Regions from separate parts of the Homo sapiens genome. Here all the other regions are linked to region 3. A link is a loop called in an ENCODE intact Hi-C map of the cell type or tissue named here. Cell type or tissue: A673. All regions are shown on one strand. Region 1 overlaps OSBPL8 (oxysterol binding protein like 8). Region 2 has its middle 150 kb from the start of ATXN7L3B. Region 3 holds the start of GLIPR1L1 (GLIPR1 like 1). Region 4 overlaps GLIPR1 (GLI pathogenesis related 1).

The links. Peaks named below come from ENCODE experiments on the same cell type or tissue, not always from the same donor. Only the 100,000 strongest peaks of a DNase experiment are listed, where the experiment ranks them.
Region 1: a loop joins it to region 3, with 4 times the contacts of the local background. A loop is called at or near these places in 6 of 110 quality-filtered maps.
Region 2: it touches region 3 in a loop (3-fold over the local background); 3 of 110 quality-filtered maps call a loop at or near these places.
Region 4: it touches region 3 in a loop (5-fold over the local background); 66 of 110 quality-filtered maps call a loop at or near these places.

What each region holds. Positions count from the first base shown.
Region 1 is chr12:76,453,693-76,458,692 of GRCh38, reverse strand. All of the region lies in intron 3 of OSBPL8 (oxysterol binding protein like 8), which reads left to right. Among named protein-coding and RNA genes, the nearest start is that of OSBPL8, 100 kb to the left of the region's middle. In A673, a CTCF peak has its summit at 2,737 (motif pointing right); a DNase peak (open chromatin) is centred at 2,782.
Region 2 is chr12:74,686,341-74,691,340 of GRCh38, reverse strand. No RefSeq gene overlaps it. Among named protein-coding and RNA genes, the nearest start is that of ATXN7L3B, 150 kb to the right of the region's middle. In A673, a CTCF peak has its summit at 2,079 (motif pointing left); a DNase peak (open chromatin) is centred at 2,080.
Region 3 is chr12:75,331,555-75,336,554 of GRCh38, reverse strand. GLIPR1L1 (GLIPR1 like 1) reads right to left here and starts at 1,885. Exons shown (of 6, transcript NM_001304964.2): 1 at 1,653-1,885. The coding sequence starts at 1,826. It also overlaps a transcript of CAPS2 not described here. RefSeq lists a silencer at 2,039-2,148. In A673, a CTCF peak has its summit at 2,064 (motif pointing left); a DNase peak (open chromatin) is centred at 2,024.
Region 4 is chr12:75,503,296-75,508,295 of GRCh38, reverse strand. GLIPR1 (GLI pathogenesis related 1) reads right to left here. Exons shown (of 6, transcript NM_006851.3): 6 at 4,433-5,000. It overlaps KRR1 (KRR1 small subunit processome component), which reads left to right. Exons shown (of 10, transcript NM_007043.7): 2 at 1-22; 3 at 1,380-1,514; 4 at 1,687-1,812; 5 at 1,897-1,980; 6 at 3,042-3,098; 7 at 4,222-4,392. Among named protein-coding and RNA genes, the nearest start is that of KRR1, 5.8 kb to the left of the region's middle. In A673, a CTCF peak has its summit at 2,378 (motif pointing right); no DNase peak of the experiment used is centred here.

The sequences.
Region 1 (5,000 bases), 1.1 Mb before region 3:
ATTTTTTAGAGACAGGGGACTCACTCTGTCACCCAGGCTGGAGTACAGTAGCACGACCATAACTCATGCAACCTTGAACTTCTGGGCTCAAGGGATCTTCCTGCCACCTGAGTAGCTAGGACTCCAGGCTTGTGCCACCACACCCAATTAATTTTTGAAATTTTTTGTAAAGATGTGGTCTCACTATGTTGCCCAGGCTGGTCTTGAACTCCTGGTCTCAAGTGATCCTCCTGCCTTGGCCTCCCAGAGTGTTGGGATTACAGGTGTGAGCCACCGTGCCTAGCCCTTTTTTCATTCTTAAATGCAATAACTCAAAATATTTTATAAATATTATTTATTATACAATCATCATTAGGAGGTAGAAATCTTAAAAATAGAAAAAAGAACACAAATCTCAAAATGTTGTTTTTGATTTTCTTGAGACAGGGTTTTACTCTGACACCCAGGCTGGAGTGCAGTGGCACAATCACAGCTTACTGCAGCCACAACTTCTCCTAGACTCAAGCGATCTTCCCACCTCAGCCTCCTGAGTAGCTGGGACTACAAGCGTGTGCCCAGCTAAATTTTTTTTATTTTTATTTTTTGTAGACACAGGGTTTTCCTACATTGCCGAGGCTGGTCTTAAACTCCTGGACTCAAGCGATCCGATCCTCCTGCCTTGGCTTCCCAAAATGCTGACATTGCAGGTGTGAGCCACTGCACCAAGCTTCAAAATATTTTTATGTTTTGTTGTTCAGCCTTGTGATACTTACTTGGCATTTAATTTCAATGGATTCTTCAGTTTCTTTAATTACCTCATATATTTAGACATGGACTCAGGTGAACTGAATGGCACTGCTGAGCTTTATAAATAGAATAGCATTTTAAATATTAACTGAAATATTTTATCTTAGGAACTGGGTTTTTACAAATGGAGATCTTTTTTACTTCGAATAGAAGAAATTTACTTAAGGTTATATATTTCAAGCATATATATAAATAAAAATATACAACATAATATTAGAGATGACTTTATCATGTACTCTGCCAAGTATTAAAAGGCTGGGTCTGTATAATCATTTGTTAGAGACCATATATCTTTTAAAGTGAAGTACAGTTGACCCTTGAACAAGACAACTTTTAACTACACGAGTCCACTTCTATGTGTATTTTTAAAAATAAATATATTGGAAAATTTTTCTGAGGTTTGTGACAATTTAAAACTCACAGATGAACTGTACCTTAGAAACATAGAAAAAATAAAGGAAAGGTTAGGTATATCATGAATGCATAAAATATATGTAGGTACTAGTTTATTTTCTTACTACTTTAAAATATACACAAATCTATTACATAAGTAAAAATTTATCAAAACTTTTCACACACACCGTACACGTTGCCATTCCCAGTTGAGAAAAATGTAAACAAACATAAAGATACAATATTAAATCGTAACTACATAACATTAACTAGTACATACCGTACTACTGTAATAATTTTCTAACCACTTCCTGTTATTACTATGAGCTCAGGTGTTGCGAATATCTGCTTAAAATGCTGTGTGATGCTAATCATCTCTGTATGAAGTTATTTGCTCCAGTAAATTGCATATTGCTTTAAAAAGTCATTTCTCATCATTCTTGCCTATTTTCATCATGTTTCGTGCAATATTGTAAACCTTGAATAACGCTATGGGACCCATGTGAAGTACCACTGTTGATGCTTCGGTTGCTCCCAAGAAGCAGACAAAGGCCATGACATTACAAGAAAAAGTTTAATTGCTTAATATTTAGCTCTAGATTGAGGTCTGCAGCTGTGGTTGCTGCTATTTCAAACTGATGATTCATCTTGTAAACAGATGGCATAAACTTATGGTATCAATAAATATGGTATAGTACTGTAATTGTATTTTCTCTTATGATTTTCTTAATAACATTTTCTTTAGCTTATGTATATATTGTATTACATAATACAATATGTAATACATACAACATATACAATATGTGTTGACTCTTCGTATTATGTATAAGGCTTCCAGTCAACAGCAAACAGTAGGCTATTAGTACTTAAGTTTTTGGAGGGTCAAAAGTTAAATGCACTTTTTTTTTTTGACACGGAGTCTTGCTCTGTCACCTAGTGCAAGGACACAACCTGGGCTGCCTCAGCCTCCTGAGTAGCTGGGATTACAGGCGTGCACCACCATGCCCAGCCAATTTTGTATTTTTAGTAGAGATGGGGTTTCACCGTGTTGGCCAGGCTAGTCTCAAACTCCTGACCTCAAATAATCTGCCTGCCTCCCAAAGTGCTGGGATTACAGGTGTGAGCTACCACTCCCAGTCCCTAAATACACATTTTTGACTGCTTAAACGTCAGCTGTAATTTCTTGGTACTTGATTAGTATCATGTACTATAGAATGAAAAAAGTACGTGATCTATACTGACATTTAAATTATTGGAGTATTTAAGAAATGTATACCTTAGAAGAAAAGGAGATATAGGATTTACATACAGATTATTATTTATGACTTTAAAAAATTACTTCATCTTATTTTAGCTTCCACTTAGATTAAAGGCAAACTTTGAAACTTGTAAAATTCTTCAAATTTTATATTGATGAGTTGAATTCAGAAGGTAAAAATGTTTTTGATTCATGTTCTCCTTAGATGCAGCAGATATGTTAATTATATTAACTATTTCAGTGTGATTTCTACTAAAGATGAGTAATGTGAGTAGCAAAGCAGGTTGCTTTACTTCCACTTGAAGTAGAAACAGCAGAGGGCACTGTAATGTTATCTTTGGTAGGTGAGACGGTGAAACTGCACTGGAGTCACACAGTGATTCATTTGCCAAATATCTATTCAGTCATTTAGAGAGTATTTAGTGAGTATCAGTTATATGCCAAGGGATACAGAAAAAAAGTCACTGTCCCTCTTAAACTTATGTTTGAATAGTCTACTATTATGTAACTGATGTAGGAAATCATAATGATTTTTATATTCCCTAGCCTCTTTTGTCTGTATAGTTGTTAATGCTTGTGAATGGGGTGAGGGAAAATAAATAGAAACATGGGCTTTCTGGTTTTTTTGGTAAAGAGGTGCACTCTGTATACTGCTGTTTCTGCATATTCTTGTTACTTCACGGCTATCAAAATCATGTAGTAATACTTCCATCGAAAATGGATTAGAAAGGGTGAATAGAGCTAACTTTACAGTTCAGGCTGTTTTAAAGTTATTCAAGACATGGACACCTATGTTTTACTGACAGAATGCTAAAACCTACATTAATTCTGCTAGTGGTTCTTATAAAGTATTTTAAATTAGCATTAAATGTTCTGTCTGATACATACAAAAGAATATGTGTCATATGTAAATGAGAGCATAATTATACAATGAGCCCTTATTGAGCTATCACTCAGCTTAAGAACTAGAATCTTCCATGTACCTTAGGTCTTTCTGCTGCTTTTTTTTTTTTTAGATAGAGTCTCGCTCTGTCGCCCAGACTGGAGTGCAGTGGTGCAATCTCGGCTCACTGCAAGCTCCGCCTCCCGGGTTCACGCCATTCTCTTGCCTCAGCCTCCGAAGTAGCTGGGACTACAGGTGCCCACCAACACGCCCAGCTAATTTTTTTTTTTTTTGTATTTTTTAGTGGAGACGAGGTTTCACCGTGTTAGCCAGGATGGTCTCAATCTCCTGACCTCGTGATCCACCAGCCTCGGCCTCCCAGAGTGCTGGGATTACAGGCTTGAGCCACCGCGCCCGGCCTCTGCTGCTTTTTTATCCCTGAGCCTGCCCCAAGAGGGCATGACTAGGTTGTATTTTTTTCTTTTTATTATTCTTTGCTTTTTAAAAAGTCTTTTTTTTATTGTTTTTTACTCATGTATGTATCACTAGATTTTGCTTGGTTTTCAATTTTAAAAGAATGGTGTCATGGTTTATATAATTTTCTAGGACTTGCTGTTTGTAGTTACCTTTTTTTTTTTTTTTTAATTTTTTAAAGAGACAGGGTCTTGCTCTGTTGCCCACACTAGGGTGCATTGGTGTTATCACAGCTTACTGCAGCTTTGAACACCTGGGCTCAAGTGATGCTCCCACCTCAGCCTCCCTAGTAGCTGGGACTACAGATGCCTGCTATGCTAGGATTACAGTGTGAGCTACCACGCCCAGCTAACTTTTTTTAATTTTTATTTCTTTTAGAGATAGGTCTTGCTATGTTGTCTAGGCTGGTCTTGAACTCCTGGCCTCAAGCAATCCTCCCACCTCAGCCTCCTGAGTAGCTGGGATTATAGATGCAAGCCGTTGTGCCTGGCTGTAATTAACATTTTACTTTTAATATTCAATCATGTCGTTTGTTATAGAACTAGATCATTCCTTTTTAGTGCTATATACTATTTCATTATATGGATATGCCAGAATTTATTAAAATTCATTTTTCAATTGATGAATATGTTGTTTGGTTTTTGCTATTATGAACAGTGTTGCTATGAACATTCTTATTCTTGTCTCTTGGTATATACCTGTAAAAGTTTTTCTAGATCCAAGAGTGGAATTGTTGGACCCACAGGGTATTCAGTTTTATATAAGAAGCTCACATTGTTTTCCAAAGTGCTTGTATCAACTTATACTCCATTAACAGTGCTTAAGACATCTCGATGATCCCATCCTCATCAGTATTTGGTATTATCAGACATTAATTTTTGTTAATTTTACTGAGTATAAAATATTTATTATTTTGATTTGTATTTGCCTCATTACTAAAAAAGGATGAACATCTTTTCATACATTTATTGCCCATTTGCATTTTTCTTTTGTGAATCACTGTTCAAGTCTTTGCCCTATTTTGCTATTATGATGTTCTTTTTCTAATGATTTATTGAAGTTTTTTTTTAAGAACATTCTAGGTACCAACCTTTTGTTAATTATGGGTGTTGCAAATATCTTATTTTGTGCCTTTTCAGTTTATGATACCTTTAAATAAATTTATACTTTTAATATTGAACTTACTGATTTTTTAATTTTTGGGTT
Region 2 (5,000 bases), 650 kb after region 3:
TCGGAAATGTATTTTTAAAAGCCTCTTGCCAGTTACACAATTCAGGAATGTTTTTCCTAAGAACCTGGGAGCCACCTCTTTGAACCATAATCACCAAAAGAGATAGTGTCTCTGTCTCCCAGCTTCTGTGGGAAAGCAGGAGCCTAACTTTGGAGGCAAGGCCCCTTGTTCCAAGTTGCAAAAGTACCTCCTGTCATAAAAATATGAGAGAGTTTGCTTTTCCCTGAGGTAATGCCAATTAGCCGACAAAGGGCAGCCCGCCTCAGCTCCCCCAACCTCAGCAGCCTCAACCTCAGCTCCTAAAAACTCTCCAGCCCTGGGTTTCACTGGAGTTGAGTTCCAACTGAGTTCTGGCCTCTCTCTCCTATTACAATCATCTTGAATAAAATCTTCCTGGCCTGTTTGACTTTGGTGCAATTTTCATTTTGACATGTGTTATAGCTCAATTATCCTAAGCTTTCATTTAGAAAGATTTTGCTGTCTTTAGATGAGATGACCACTTATTGTTTTCCTTTTTTTGTTTGTTTTATTGGGAACCTGCATAATACCCGGGATGAAATGTATCACTCCACTTTTGTCTCCCTTGTCATCTGGGAGGCACAATCTCTGACTAGATTCAGCAAGAGGTATCAGTGCAGTGAAAGAAGAGTTTTCTAACTTTCTCCTAAAGTTTCAATGATGCAGAAAAGGAAGCCAAAAGGAAGACAAAAGCAGCTCGACTTTCCTTCTTCTTCCTTACTTTTTCAATTTTTTAAATTTTTAGTTACATAAAACATCTCTAATGAGATGAAGAGATGTGTCCACTTAGTCCCCAGGACATTTAAATATTGAGATTAACACATTATCTTTATTGTAAGGATGTGGGTCACTTCTTACAAATTTTGAGAACTAAAAATAATATGCTCTTGAGAGCACACTGATTTACACTCCCATTTACATCAAAGTGAACTAGAATATTTCAAGGAGGAAAATAGTAAGATGGTAGAAATCCCTGGCTGGAACAGGAGATCATTTCAGATACTAACATAATTATACAGGTGACTTAATAAAGGTTCTCACTAAAGATTGGAAATGTGGATGAATAAAATGCGATGGATTCAAGAGGCTTTTGGAGATAGATTTGACATGAATCTGTGATTAAGTTTTGTGGGCAAGGATGAAGGAGGGAATAATTATGTCTAAAGTTTCTAGGGGTCATGGTGGATGATCATGAACAAAACAAGAGCCAGTATGTGGTATATTAGGAAGATAATTTGTTTCTAATCTTGGCTCTGCCTCAACAAATTGCATGACCTTATGAAAGTCTATTAAAATCTTGAGTCTCTGTTTATTCATTCAGTAAAGAGGTGGTATTCTTGAATAAATTAATCACTTTCACAGTGAGTGATCGCTTTCAAATCAGGGTAACAGGCATTTATCTAGCATCTAGTGTGTGGTCATTTTAGCCTGAGCATTGAGAGAGAGACAAATTAAACAAAGTACATTTATAAAGTGGAAGAATACTATTTACTCACATGATGCATTTATAAAATAATGAAGCTAGAATTATTGAAATTCAATTTTTATACTACAAATGGTAGATACTATAGAAATTTAATTATTGTAGAACAGATCAATAAAGAATTCACATTTTACATTAAAGAATCTTAAAATGCACCCATGAAAATGCTGCTTCAAAAGGTTCTAATTATGAAGAGATTATTTGAGAACTGAGGTGGATAGATAAAATAGCAACGATAATAAATTTTATAATTTTTACGACAGGGAAAGAGCAGAGCCAGTTTTAAATTCAGTTGTATCAGATTCCAAAATTCATGCATTTCAGTCTGTATCTTGTTAGGCTTCAGTATTACATAATGTACTTCAAGAGTTAAAACAGCTATTGCCTTCTTTACTTGGAGTAAAACAAATGCATTGGCCCTATTCTCAAGATTGTGTGTGATTATTTGCAACTAATATTTAAGACCAACTAACATATTATTTCAGTATAATGTTTTCGTCATTTAAGTTTTTGAAACAAATGCCAGTTAATAAGAAAAAAATTACCAGTAGAAATGTATTTAAGAATTGAGTTATGCTGCCATCTAGTGATGATTTGCTGCTGATATTGCTTGAGTATGCCAATTCCACCACCAAAAAAATCAAGTGAATTAAAGCTTTTTGTAAGTGCAAAAAGAAGGCTAACAAAACTATTAAACAGGTGAACATAGATTTGCATCACAAGGCTCACACAAATTAATGTTAGAGCAAAAATATAAAGTAATACTAAAATAATACTAATGAAAATCTTTATTTTCTTTATCTTCTGAAAAGTGTATCAGTTTACATACAAAATATAATGAAGTCCTTGAGTAGAATATCCACACCTTTTTTTTAATGGATTTTAGATTTTTCTTTTATTAGTTAAAATAAATACTCTTCATCATTTATACTTTATCTCAGTTTAGATAGATTATATTTTAAGGAAAACAGCTTCTTTCTGCCTACTGTGGAAGTGAGAATAAGAGTTAAGAACATTAAAATGAAGCAGAGAGGTGGCCTTGCGAGGGTCACAGGCAGAGAAGGAAGCAGCAAGGAGAGTGGAGAATAAAAAAGGATTTGTTCTTAAAGTCAATTTGGTGCAGTACCCAGGAGAACTCAAAAATTGATGGGGAAATGCTGCAGGAAGTCAGGGACCCCGAACAGAGGGAGTGGCTGAAGCCATGGTAGAAGGATGTGGATTGTGAAGATTTAATGGACATTTATTAGTTCCCCAAATTAATACTTTAATAATTTCTTACACCTGTCTTTACTGCAATCTCTGAACATAAATTGTGAAGATTTCATGGACACTTATCACTTCCCCAATCAATACCCTTGTGATTTCCTATGCCTGTCTTTACTTTAATTTCTTAATCCCATCATCTTCATAAGCTGAGGAGGATGTATGTCACCTCAGGACCCTGTGATGATTGCATTAACTGCACAAATTATTTGTAGAGCATGTGTGTTTGAACAATATGAAATCTGGGAACCTTGAAAAAAGAACAGGATAACAGCGATGTTCAGGGAACAAGAGAGATAACCTTAAACTCTGACTGCTAGTGAGCCGGGTGGAACAGAGCCATATTTCTCTTCTTTCAAAAGCAAATGGGAGAAATATCGCTGAATTCTTTTTCTCAGCAAGGAACATCCCTGAGAAAGAGAATGTGTCCCTGAGAGTAGGCCTCTGAAATGGCCGCTTCGGGGGCAGCCATCTTTTACGGTTGAAGCTGTAGGGATGAAATAAGCCCCAGTCTCCCGTAGCACTTCCAGGCTTATAAAGACGAGGAAATTCCCGCCTAATAAATTTTGGTCAGACTGGTTGTCTGCTCTCAAACTCTGTCTCCTGATAAGATGTTATCAATGACAATGTGTGCCCGAAACTTCATTAGCAATTTTAATTTTGCCCCGGTCCTGTGGTCCTGTGATCTTGCCCTGCCTCCATTTGCCTTGTGATATTTTATTACCTTGTGAAGCATATGATCTCTGTGACCCACACACTATTCGTACACTCCCTCCCCTTTTGAAAATTGCTAATTAAAAACTTGCTGGTTTTATGGCTTAGGGAGCATCACGGAACCTGCCAACATGTGATGTCTCCCCCGGACACCCAGCTTTAAAATTTCTCTCTTTTATACTCTGTCCCTTTATTTCTCAGACCAGCTGACACTTAGGGAAAAATAGAAAAGAACCTATGTGACTACTGGGGGTAGGTTCCCCCAATAGGGAAACTTTAAGGAAGAATCTAATAGGAACCTAGTAGCAGGGGTCTCAAGGCATTGTAACTGGTGTATTACACAAAATAAATGCACAGGATTTCAATTTCTAATAATCAAATCTGAAACTACTCTAGACCTATTAGATATAGATTCTGATTCAATTTCAGACAATCAAATCTGAAACTACTCTAGGCCTATTAGATACTGATTCTGGTTTACAGGTGATTATTATGTGATGATAGAGATCTGTAGCCTTAAAGGGTGGCATATGGAAAACAGTTGTAAGAAAAGAGGAGAAACAGGAGAGAGAGGAGATTCTGAAGCTCTAAAATACATTCAACACATTCATTTCCTTTTTCAGTGCATTGGAATTACTAACGAATGAGATGCTAAGCATTGTGTTAGGCACTGTTATATATTAAACTCCTACGTGCTGTTAAGAAATTTGTAACGGAGTCACAGAGAAAGACAGCTGTAAGTTATTTATTGAATATGCCAAATGTGGGAGGCAAAATCAGAAGAATACTACTGTTTTGTCCTCTCCTACCACTACCTACACACTCACTCTCCCGGATCTCCATGCCCAACCTCTTAGCAACATTTTGGGGAAATCCATAATTCTCTGGTAATATGGGGCTATTAACATTAGAATTCAATTAGAATTGTCCAGTTTAAAAATGTACCACAACGTATAAACTAATCTGAGTTAAAACCTACTCTCTCGCCTACTTCAGTGTTTCTTCCCCATAATCACTGGGAATCATAGAATCATAGAACTTCATATTGAAAAGGGCTTTAAAGGAAAAGAGAATGACAACTCAGCCTTTACTTGTGGCCCTGGACTCAACAGGGAGAGCAAAAGGCAGGCCCTGGAAATTTTTTTTTCTCATTTGCTCTCATTATTTGATTTCCTTTCCCATCAGCTGTTCTACTGTTGACTTCTACAGGACAGTGTTAGAAGAAGGGATGAGAGAAGTAAAAAGAAAGGCCTTTTGATTTGGCTTGTGCTATTTGTTGTTTCTTTGTTGTGGTAGGAAATCAAATGATAGCTTTCTATCACAGAAAAATGCTGGATACCTCAGAGACACCTTTCCACACTCTGTAATGTGCAAGAACTCTTTCTAATTTGTGACTTCAAATGTTTACTGTCACTCACTCTCTTGCCTATAAGCTCCAGGAGGGCAGAGACCATCTATTTTGTCACTGCTGTATACCAAACACTAATATAGTGCTCTGTGTTTGTGTTTGAGCACTGGGAAT
Region 3 (5,000 bases):
TGGTAGTTCTCCTTGTCTTAAAATCTACTTCAGTAGCCATAAATATAGCTATTCTATCTTAATTTTAGAGTTTGCATAATGTATTTTTTCCATCTTTTTACTTTAATCTATTTGTGATATGTTTCTGTTACAAAAGCATTAATCCAATCTGATAATCTTTATTTTTAATTAAAGTATGTAGTAGTCATTTGCATTTAATGTAATTTTAACATGGTTAAGTTTTAGTCTACCATTTGCTATTTTTAAATGATTCCCTCTTTGTTCTTTTGTTCCTTGTTCCTGTTTTCCAAAAATTAATCAAGGACTTTAGTATTCTACTTACTGGATTTTTAGCTCTACTTCTTTGTATATTTTTAATGGTTATCCTAGATATTAAAATATGCATTCTTAACTTCTCACGGTCCATCCAGAAATATTATTGTGATTCTTAACAATATAAGGAACTTTCAGCAGAATAATTCTATTGACACTTCACTTCATTTTTTATGCATTGGTTATAATGTGTTTAGTTTCTACATTATTATAAACTCCACAATTCATTGTTATCATATTTTGCTTTAAATAGTCAATGAGTACAAAAGAAATATAAAGAACATTTATTATATTTAACCCCACATTTACTCTTTTTTATCATACATTTACAATAAAACTCTAAAGGCATCAACCATATTAATACTAATATTAGTATTTCTGAATTCCGTTGAAGATTTATTTCTAGTTAATTTATGCCTTGGACAACCCCAAGCTGGTAAACATTATATATTAAAATATCTTAACAATTCTGCATTAAAGAGATTAGTTTATTCTTGTTTCATTTCTGATACATATTTGAATCTTTCTCCATCAAAATATAATTTTCTTATACAGTAGACTAGTACAGTTTTGAACTTATTTTAATGCCTGAGTTGTGATTTTATAATTACTTTTGTTTTCCACTGGATAGAAAAGAAGAAAGCTGGAATAGATATGAGTTATACTGTATCTACATCTGCATAGCACATAAAATAGACTAATACTATCAACGTTTATGCTCATAGTGATGCATTTATAAACAAGAAAAAGTTACAATGCAAGGGAAATTTCCAATCATACAATTCATAGTCAAGTATTTAAAATTTTGTAAATTCTATGGATTATTTAATAATCCAATGCTTTTTATGCTTATTCTTCAATAGAGTACTGTATTTTTTTCAAATAATACTACACATGAAGTGTTGTTTTGATCTTGGATTCATATGATATAAAAATAAGTAAGAGAACAAGAGAATCTCCATTCCTGGGCTATTTCTTTGGTATCTTGTATCTTGGTTGTGGGGGGTGGAAATTGCTAGCTAAAAAATGGAAGAAAGAAAACAAAATAATCCTGTGTTCAGTACTTATAACTTTAGTGGTGCAACAAAGCAACTTCCAAACACTGCTCCAGCATCCCCACCTTCCCCGCAAGAGGCAAGGAACAGCTTCAAGTCTTCCTTTCTTGTTCACTCCTATGACTCTGGAGGAGACAGCCCAACCAAGGTGTGAATTTTTTTCTTTTTAACTGCATATATGTAAAGTCCGGATTGAATTAGTACAAGTTAAGTCCGTGAAATTTATCACCCAGATACCTCAGGATGAGTCAGGGATTTAAGAGCCCAGCCCTGGTTCTTTCTCACCATGTATTTCATGTCGGCCGCGGGAGGGTTGACTTTGCCACGCCATTCGTTGTGGGCTTCTATGCAGTTGTCTATAAAGTGTGGGTCAGTGATGGATGGGATTTTGGAAGATGTAGTGGCTACCAAACACAGACCCAAGATCCATAAACAACTGAATTTATTCTTCAGAGCCATGGAAGGATGTGGAGGATGCGGAGGATGCCCTGACTGCGCGGACCAGTAACGGCTGGGGCAACCCGATTTCCCCACGCCCCCGCACCACGCTCTCCCTTGGCTCCATCCTGCCGCACAGGCTCGAGCCCAGCGCGGCTGGATCAACTTGTCAGTGTCGCTGTGGGGAAGAACAGGCAGCAGGGTTCCCCTTCCACAAAGCTCTGAGCTACAGGGGAAAGCTCTGAGTCGCCCTCTGGTGGAGGGAATTTCAACCATCCAAACTGCTTTCTGTGGATCCAATCTGTAATCTGCAGAGCGCGTCTGGATTGTAATACAGATTGCAATATGCAAGCCACACAAGTTAGGTAAAGAACAAGTGCGGGATGCTGACAATGGGCCAGTCGAGTGCAAAGCACTATATATTCGTTTCTTAGACGCAGCTTCCGTGTATAGATTTTTATTGTTCTAAATAATCTAGAATCATATTGCCACTTCCCTCAGAGATTGGGAATAGAGTAAGAATAGGCAATTCTTATACAGTGACATACAGTGATCCTAAATTATCAACTTGTCAAACATTTAATAATTTCCTTCTGTTTTTTCGTCTGAAGAGACCGAATGCTTAGATAGATAACAATAGATGCTTGGAAAATGTAGCCAAGTAGTTCCTCTTGACAAAATCTTCCCTTTTTGATAGTTTGGAACAGAGCCACTGTATGGTGACTGGTAGACTCCAAGAGTTGCTTTAATTGATACACTGAGACTGGGATGGACAGAGTACATTTGATTGTCTATTTTACCTGCAATGCAATATAAATCAACGTCATTTGGCTTAATGTTTTAAATTCATTACATCAGTTATATTGATATTCTGTAATAAACCAGCATTTTTCCCCATGACATTAATTTTTTTTAGTATTTCTATGTTTCAAATAAATACCTTTACTTAGTAATTTGAAGTTGTTTACAATGCTGTTTAATTCAAGTGAACACGTACTTACATCTGCTGAATGATCCGCCATAGTCAACCTTGACACAAAAAACAAAAACCAAAACAAACTACTTTGATGCAGCTACTATCTTTTTAAAAATAAAAAGCAGAAAATTAGATTATAAGAAAACGAAAAATGCAAGGATCCTAATGGAAATTCTACTGGGCAATAGATAATATATTTCTAGTCTACTACCAGCTAATGGAGAATTGCTGTATATACTACTTTCATATCACATACATAGTCCAAACTGAGCTTCTGATATCCCACACCCAAAGACATGAACATATATACGTGTGTGTGTGTGTGTATATGTGTGTGTGTAGGTATACAGATAGATAAATCAATACAGTTATATACATCTACATGTGTCTATATATATATGTCTCTTCCTGGATATAAAGATATCTATAGGCATATACACACATACATATACACACATACATTTATATATGTAAAGTTCTCTCTATGTATAAATCTGTTTGTATACACATATATGTGTGTGTGTCTGCCTATAGACATATATACATCTACACAGAGAGAGATACAGATGTCTATAGGCATATATACATATACATATGTTTGTATACAAAGAGAAAGAGAACTTTTAAGGAATTGGCTCACATTACAGTGGGGGGCTACAATAAAAAATCTGAAGTCCTAGGTATGGCCCAAAAGACACTACATAATCTGACCATGGCTAGTTCTCTGGCATTCTCTCCTGGCTTATTCTGCATCAGCCACATCCATCAGCTTGATAAGGATGCTCTCTCCTCAGCATCTTTGCACTTGCTGTTACTTTTGCCTGCAGTGCTCTTTATAGAGTTCCCTTCAGTGAAGTCTTCCCTGATCATTCTATATCCCCTGTCTGTCAGTGCCTATCCATTTAACCTGTTTTATTTTTCTTCATTGCATTAATTACCTCCTGAATTTATGTTATTTATTTTTTTAACATCTGCCTTCTCTATCAGATTGTAGCCTTCACCACAACAGTAGCTTTGTTTTCTTCATTGCTACATCTCTAGCACCTTGAACAGGAACTGAATCTTTAGGCTCTCAATAAAAATTGGTCGAATAAATAAATGAGTTCTCTTTAACTTTCTAATAATGTTGTATACAACTGTAAGCTTCTTGAGAGCAGAAACTATATTTTAATTGTTATATATATGTATATATACATATGAGGGGCTCAATAAATATTTTTGACTTAATCACATAAAAGGAAATGCTGGGTAAGCTTATATATTTCACTTTTTCTAACACTGGGTATATTTGAAGATAGAAGGTGTTCAGTGGATGTTTGTCAAATACATAAGTGGCTGAATGAACAAATAAATACAAAGATAAAGTAAAATATTTTCAAGTAGTAGGTACTCAGTGAATGTTGGCTGCATTAATGAATGATCAAGTAAATGAAAATTTAAAGTTGAGCTTCAAATGCAAACTCTTTTGGAACTGCAAAACAGTAAAGGTTGATAGGGATAAGGTTAATAGGGATAAAGGTTAACAGATAGCTAATTTAGTTTCATTTAGTGTATAGAGAAATTAACTGCCTGTAACAACAACAGAAATTTCATAGAGTAATGAATTTAAAGATTGGCAAAAGTAGAGTATATATAGTCAAACATAATCCAAGATTATTGCTCTTCTAAGAGACGTTTTTAATAAAATGTCTGAATTGTATACATTATGTTTTTTAGATCATGTTCCCAATGGCTTAGACAGCTATATTCAGAAATACTAAAACAATTTAGGTGTAAAAAGTCTAATTGCCAGGAATCAACAAGTGCATGTCCTAATGTTATTTTCTTGAACATCTATTTCTGGAATGGCCAAGGTTAGTTGGTGCACCAGAATTTTTAAGTTCTTTTATAACTTTTTAAAAGTTAAATTTAGGCCGGGCGCGGTGGCTCACGCCTGTAATCCCAGCACTTTGGGAGGCCGAGGGGGGCGGATCACGAGGTCAGGAGATCGAGACCATCCCGGCTAAAACGGTGAAACCCTGTCTCTACTAAAAATACAAAAAATTAGCCGGGCGTAGTGGCGGGCGCCTGTAGTCCCAGCTACTTGGGAGGCTGAGGCAGGAGAATGGCGTGAACCCGGGAGGCGGAGCTTGCAGTGAGCCGAGATCCCGCCACTGCACTCCAGCCTGGGCGACAGAGCGAGACTCCGTCTCAAAAAAAAAAAAAAGTTAAATTTAGCT
Region 4 (5,000 bases), 170 kb before region 3:
GCAGAAAGCCTTAAATGAACATGTATGTGTATCTTATATCAATACATTTATTTGAGACTTTGCTCTTGCTTATGCCTTTAAATGTATGTATGCTAATGCTTTTTTTTTTTTTTTAATGGTGCTAACATAGCTGGTTACTTTGGTTCCTTTGGTATTCTAAACTATTTAAGTAAGTTTTCTTCTTACCTAATGTTCATTTGTTTTAATTTTATGAGTAATAAATTACTTTGAAAAATTTACATACCTTTAATATTTTAGGAGCTTCACAACTGTCTGAAATTCACCTGTGAAGTCCCAATTTCAGTATGCCTGCTCCAGGCCATGATAGTTGTCATGTATCTGTCCCAGTCTGAGCTGAGTCATGTTTCTAATTGATTACCTTTCATCTTAAATGGAAGATGTGGATGTGTCCAACTTTTCCTTGTTTATTGCTGATGCTATGCCCCTAGATAACTGCATTTTTTTTTTCAAACTGGGGATTGAAACCCATTAGTGTATTGAGAAGTCAATTTAATGGCTATAATGAGCCTTTAGAAAATGACATATCACATGGTAAAAGTATCTTTTTTTGATATTGGCTTTGTTTGTGTGTGTGTGTATATGTATTAGGTTGTGATATAAAATGTGTTTCTAACTGTGGGACTGCTCTGGAGTTGGTTGTGCCATTGTGGGTGAAGGTGGCTCAGCAAGCTGCAGGTTGTGTTTTGTAGCTGCATCTGGGATTGAGCTCATTTTTTTTTTGTAAACTCATAGAGACTCAACCATATGTTGAATTGTTCAGCACTTAACTATGTTGAAATATTCTTGAGATTATGCTCACAAGTGAGAAAATAGCATTTTAATTCGCTTTGTTGAAATCTGTTTTTTCCTGTTGAAAGTTAATGCTTAAGTTTTCTAATCATTGCTTTTTTCTGAAACTATGATAATTTGCTTTTACTTTGTATTTAGTCCCCTAATTAGCTCGAAAAAAGTTTGAAAGGGAAAGTCAATTCTTACCCAATGGAGCAGATGGTAGACTGGAGCTGGGTCCAGAATAGGGAAGCTGTACAGCTTTACATTTTTACCTTAGTCAGATTTTAAGTATGACCTCATTTGTTTGATTTATAATTTTTAAATTAGAGGCAATCTATATTCCAGTGGGTACAAAGTATTCTAAAACCAAGGGTAAATGGTTTCAATTGCTCCAGTTTCTTATAGTCTGTAAAGTGTGAAAGTAATTGAGTATTCATTATTTATACTTAACTACCTAGCTTCTTCAGGGAAGTAATTGATAGGAATTGAGAGGTGACAGAAATTAATAGGTTGGTTAGGAGAGGCTTTATAATTATCTAAAAAAACTCATTTTTAGACAACTGCTTGTTTGCTCTTTCCTTCTGTAGCATGTTAATGCAACCCTGGACCTGATCGAAGGCAGCATGACTGTTTGTACTACAAAGAAGACTTTTGATCCATATATCATCATTAGGGCCAGAGATCTGATAAAACTGTTAGCAAGGAGTGTTTCATTTGAACAGGTAAATCTAGAATTACAGAGACTTTGCTTTGTTTGCATCAGTGTTAACCTATAACATCCCACCATCAAGTTTTCATATTTGTGCTTAGGTAACAATAGCGTGGGCCTGGAAAATGAATGTAATTGTAAAAAATGTTGATAATGTCTTCTTTTTTTTTTTTTTTTTGCAAAAGGCAGTACGAATTCTTCAGGATGATGTTGCATGTGACATCATTAAAATAGGTTCTTTAGTAAGGAATAAAGAGAGATTTGTAAAACGAAGACAACGGCTTATTGGTCCCAAAGGATCTACATTGAAGGTATTTTTTAATTAGTGGAAAACTTGAGTCTCTTCCTTAATACTTTTTCAGAGTAATGAATTTTAACTTGATCTCTTGATACAGGCATTGGAACTCTTAACTAATTGTTACATTATGGTTCAGGGAAACACAGTTTCAGCCATTGGACCTTTTAGTGGCTTAAAAGAGGTGAGAACTATGTATTATCTTCGATTCATTTTCAGCAGAGAACAAATAATTTGGTTATAATATAGTTTATTGGATAATGCTTTATAATTTTATTTCTTTAGAATGTGCTTTGATTTCCCATTAGTAAATACTTTTTATGTCATATAATTCAAGGGAATCATCATATCTGGACCCTAACATGTTTTGGCCAACCTTGGCAACTATGGAGACATCCATTTCTGAATTAGATGGTCTGCACACTATTACTCCTCCCACTATAAAATTTAAATGAGCATTAAGATCTTCAGTCTGTAGCATGTATGAACATGGTATAGTTACATATGTCCAAATGACGGGAAAATTGAGCAAAAATCCAGTTATTTGCAGTAGTGTATACAGCCAGTAGAGGTCACACTCTGAAAACTTTTCTTCAAGATGTAGTTTCTTTTGTTTGAATTTTAGTATAATGTTTAATAACTTTTCATGAACATTTTCTTTAACTTCTCAAATTACATGTGGTGAGGAAATCTGTGGAGCAAATGCTGTTTCTGTTAACTCCTTTTGGTACTATTACTGTCTGGATCTGGCTTGTGAGGTTGTGCTTCCTTTCCAGGGCCTTTAATAGTAATCCTATTGGCCTTTTTTGTCATAAATTGTCTGCTCTTTTCTCATGGAGCAATAATTAAGTATATTGAATACAATTCTTACAAGAGAGTCTTGAGGTATATGGTTTTATCTTATATTACAAATGAGAAAGCTGGAACAGGAAAGTGATTTTCCTGTATGCAGTGGCAGTCCTTGTATTCCAGCCCTCTTCCTCCTAAATCACATTGCTTTAGAGTGTTGTATTAGTTCTCTGTGCTACATTTTAGCAGTAATTGAGAAACTGTATTGTATTCAAGGGAGATTGACTGCCTTTATGAAAGATGGAGAAGCCACTCAGAGCAGTTGAAGGAACTACTTAATTATTTAATTACATTATTTAATTTGGTACCCATTACCTGATTTTTGCAGTATTAATCCTCTTCTCCATAGCTCATTAAAATCCTTGTGACTAATTCATTTTTCTTTGCAAATTTCAGGTTAGAAAAGTAGTCCTTGATACTATGAAGAATATTCATCCAATTTATAACATTAAAGTGAGTGGTAATTATATATAACTGTACCAGTGATTATCATACTTCTTTTAGCTACAGAAACCTTTCTTGAAATTAAATGTTTTATGAAATTCTAATGCACAAACAGATAAAGCAGAGCTATTTTGGGTAAATTAGGGGTAGACTTCAGCCTACTTAATTCTACCCCAGTTTTGTAGGTACTTCTTAGAAGCTCTCTGTGGAGCACAGTGTGAAAACTACTGAAGGGGATACTGTAATATGTTATATAGTTGTAATCAATGAAAGTAAGCTTCACAGAATCTGTTGTAGATCATATCAATCCAGTTTTCTTAGATTATGAACCCATGTATTTAAGGATATGATCTTTCGGAAATCTGCCTTTTTCTATTAAAATCTGGAACATCTCATGTTGCGTTAAAACCTTTTTATGAATTTAACACTCAAATTGTAGCTCCTTTGAGAGAGAACTGTTATATCCCTGTGTGCACAAAGTTTGATTATTCTTGGAAATGTAACCATGGTATATAGAACTATTTTATGATGGGTTTGTTGAGCAATCCACTTAAATTTGATGAACTTAAGTTATAAAGTCACTGTTAGATTGGGGGAAAGTGATTTTGAGTTACATTGGGATATTGGGATATTGCAGACAAAAACAAAACTATGTGTCTGATCCCTGGTTTGCATCCTCTGATGTTCCATGGTCTGAAATTTAAATGGAATAGGGAAATGTGAAAATACTGGTTTTCTGTAATCGTGAGAAAGTTTACTTTTGTCTTTTTCTGTGATATTTCAGTTGCTACTGAAAACTTCCTGCTTGCAGGGAACATCAGCTAATTAAGAGCCCTCCCTGCTTTTATAAGTGGCATTTTAAATGTTTTAATGAAATAATGGTTGAAAATTCAGTTTTATTTTTGTCTCATTTTAACAATTCTGCATTTTGTAATTAAATTTCTAATGGTTTTCTAATAATTATACATGTTTGTGATAACCTACCTTTTTGCTTATGTAATTGGTTTAATTTCACCAAAGAAACTAGGAACTGTTTCTTTTATTATTTATAGAAGCAATATTTATAATGTCTGAGTCTGACAAATGTGTGACTTTGGAAAGTAAAAATTTTTACTTTGTTGCATGACTAAAGAGCTTAATGATTAAGAGAGAGTTGGCAAAAGATTCTGAATTACGATCACAAAGTTGGGAGAGATTTTTGCCACAGTTCAAACACAAAAATGTGAATAAACGCAAGGAACCAAAGAAAAAAACTGTTAAGAAAGAATATACGCCATTCCCACCACCACAACCAGAAAGTCAGGTTAGTACTAAATGTAGAACTTCATATGAAGGAGAATCTATTTTAATGTATTTGGTCAGAAACTTTATTGAAAGTATTTCAGGTGGGATATGTGTATATATATATATTGTGTGTGTGTGTGCAGAGCTATAAGAAACTGAGGGTAAATATAAATAGGCATATTTTGAGCTGAGTGCATGGGGGTGTGCAGTGGGGCGTTCACATTGATTATAAACTGCATCCAGGAGGTTTGTGACCCTGTAGCCACTGTAAATGTTCCATGGATAAAAGTTCGTTTAGTCTGCAATACTCTTTTCTCTGATTTGGCAACATTATTGTGACTGTGTGCTCTATGGTTGTTCTTGTTCTGAAATCTTAAATTGTAAATTGTAACACCCACCGTTTTTCTAAGTTATGATTCCTTTTGTCAGGTGTCTTCTGCTTCATTTCCTTTCCCACCATGACCAGTTTCCATTTTGTTCTTGCACATCATTGTTTTGATTCATGCCCCTTTTTACTTCTGTCCCACCTTCTCAGCAAAGCTCTAAAACTTGGATCAGTCTAAAAACTTGACTTCTTCCTTGCAACGTGGCTACCAAATTAAGTTAGAGAAAGTTTTATCTTTGGAT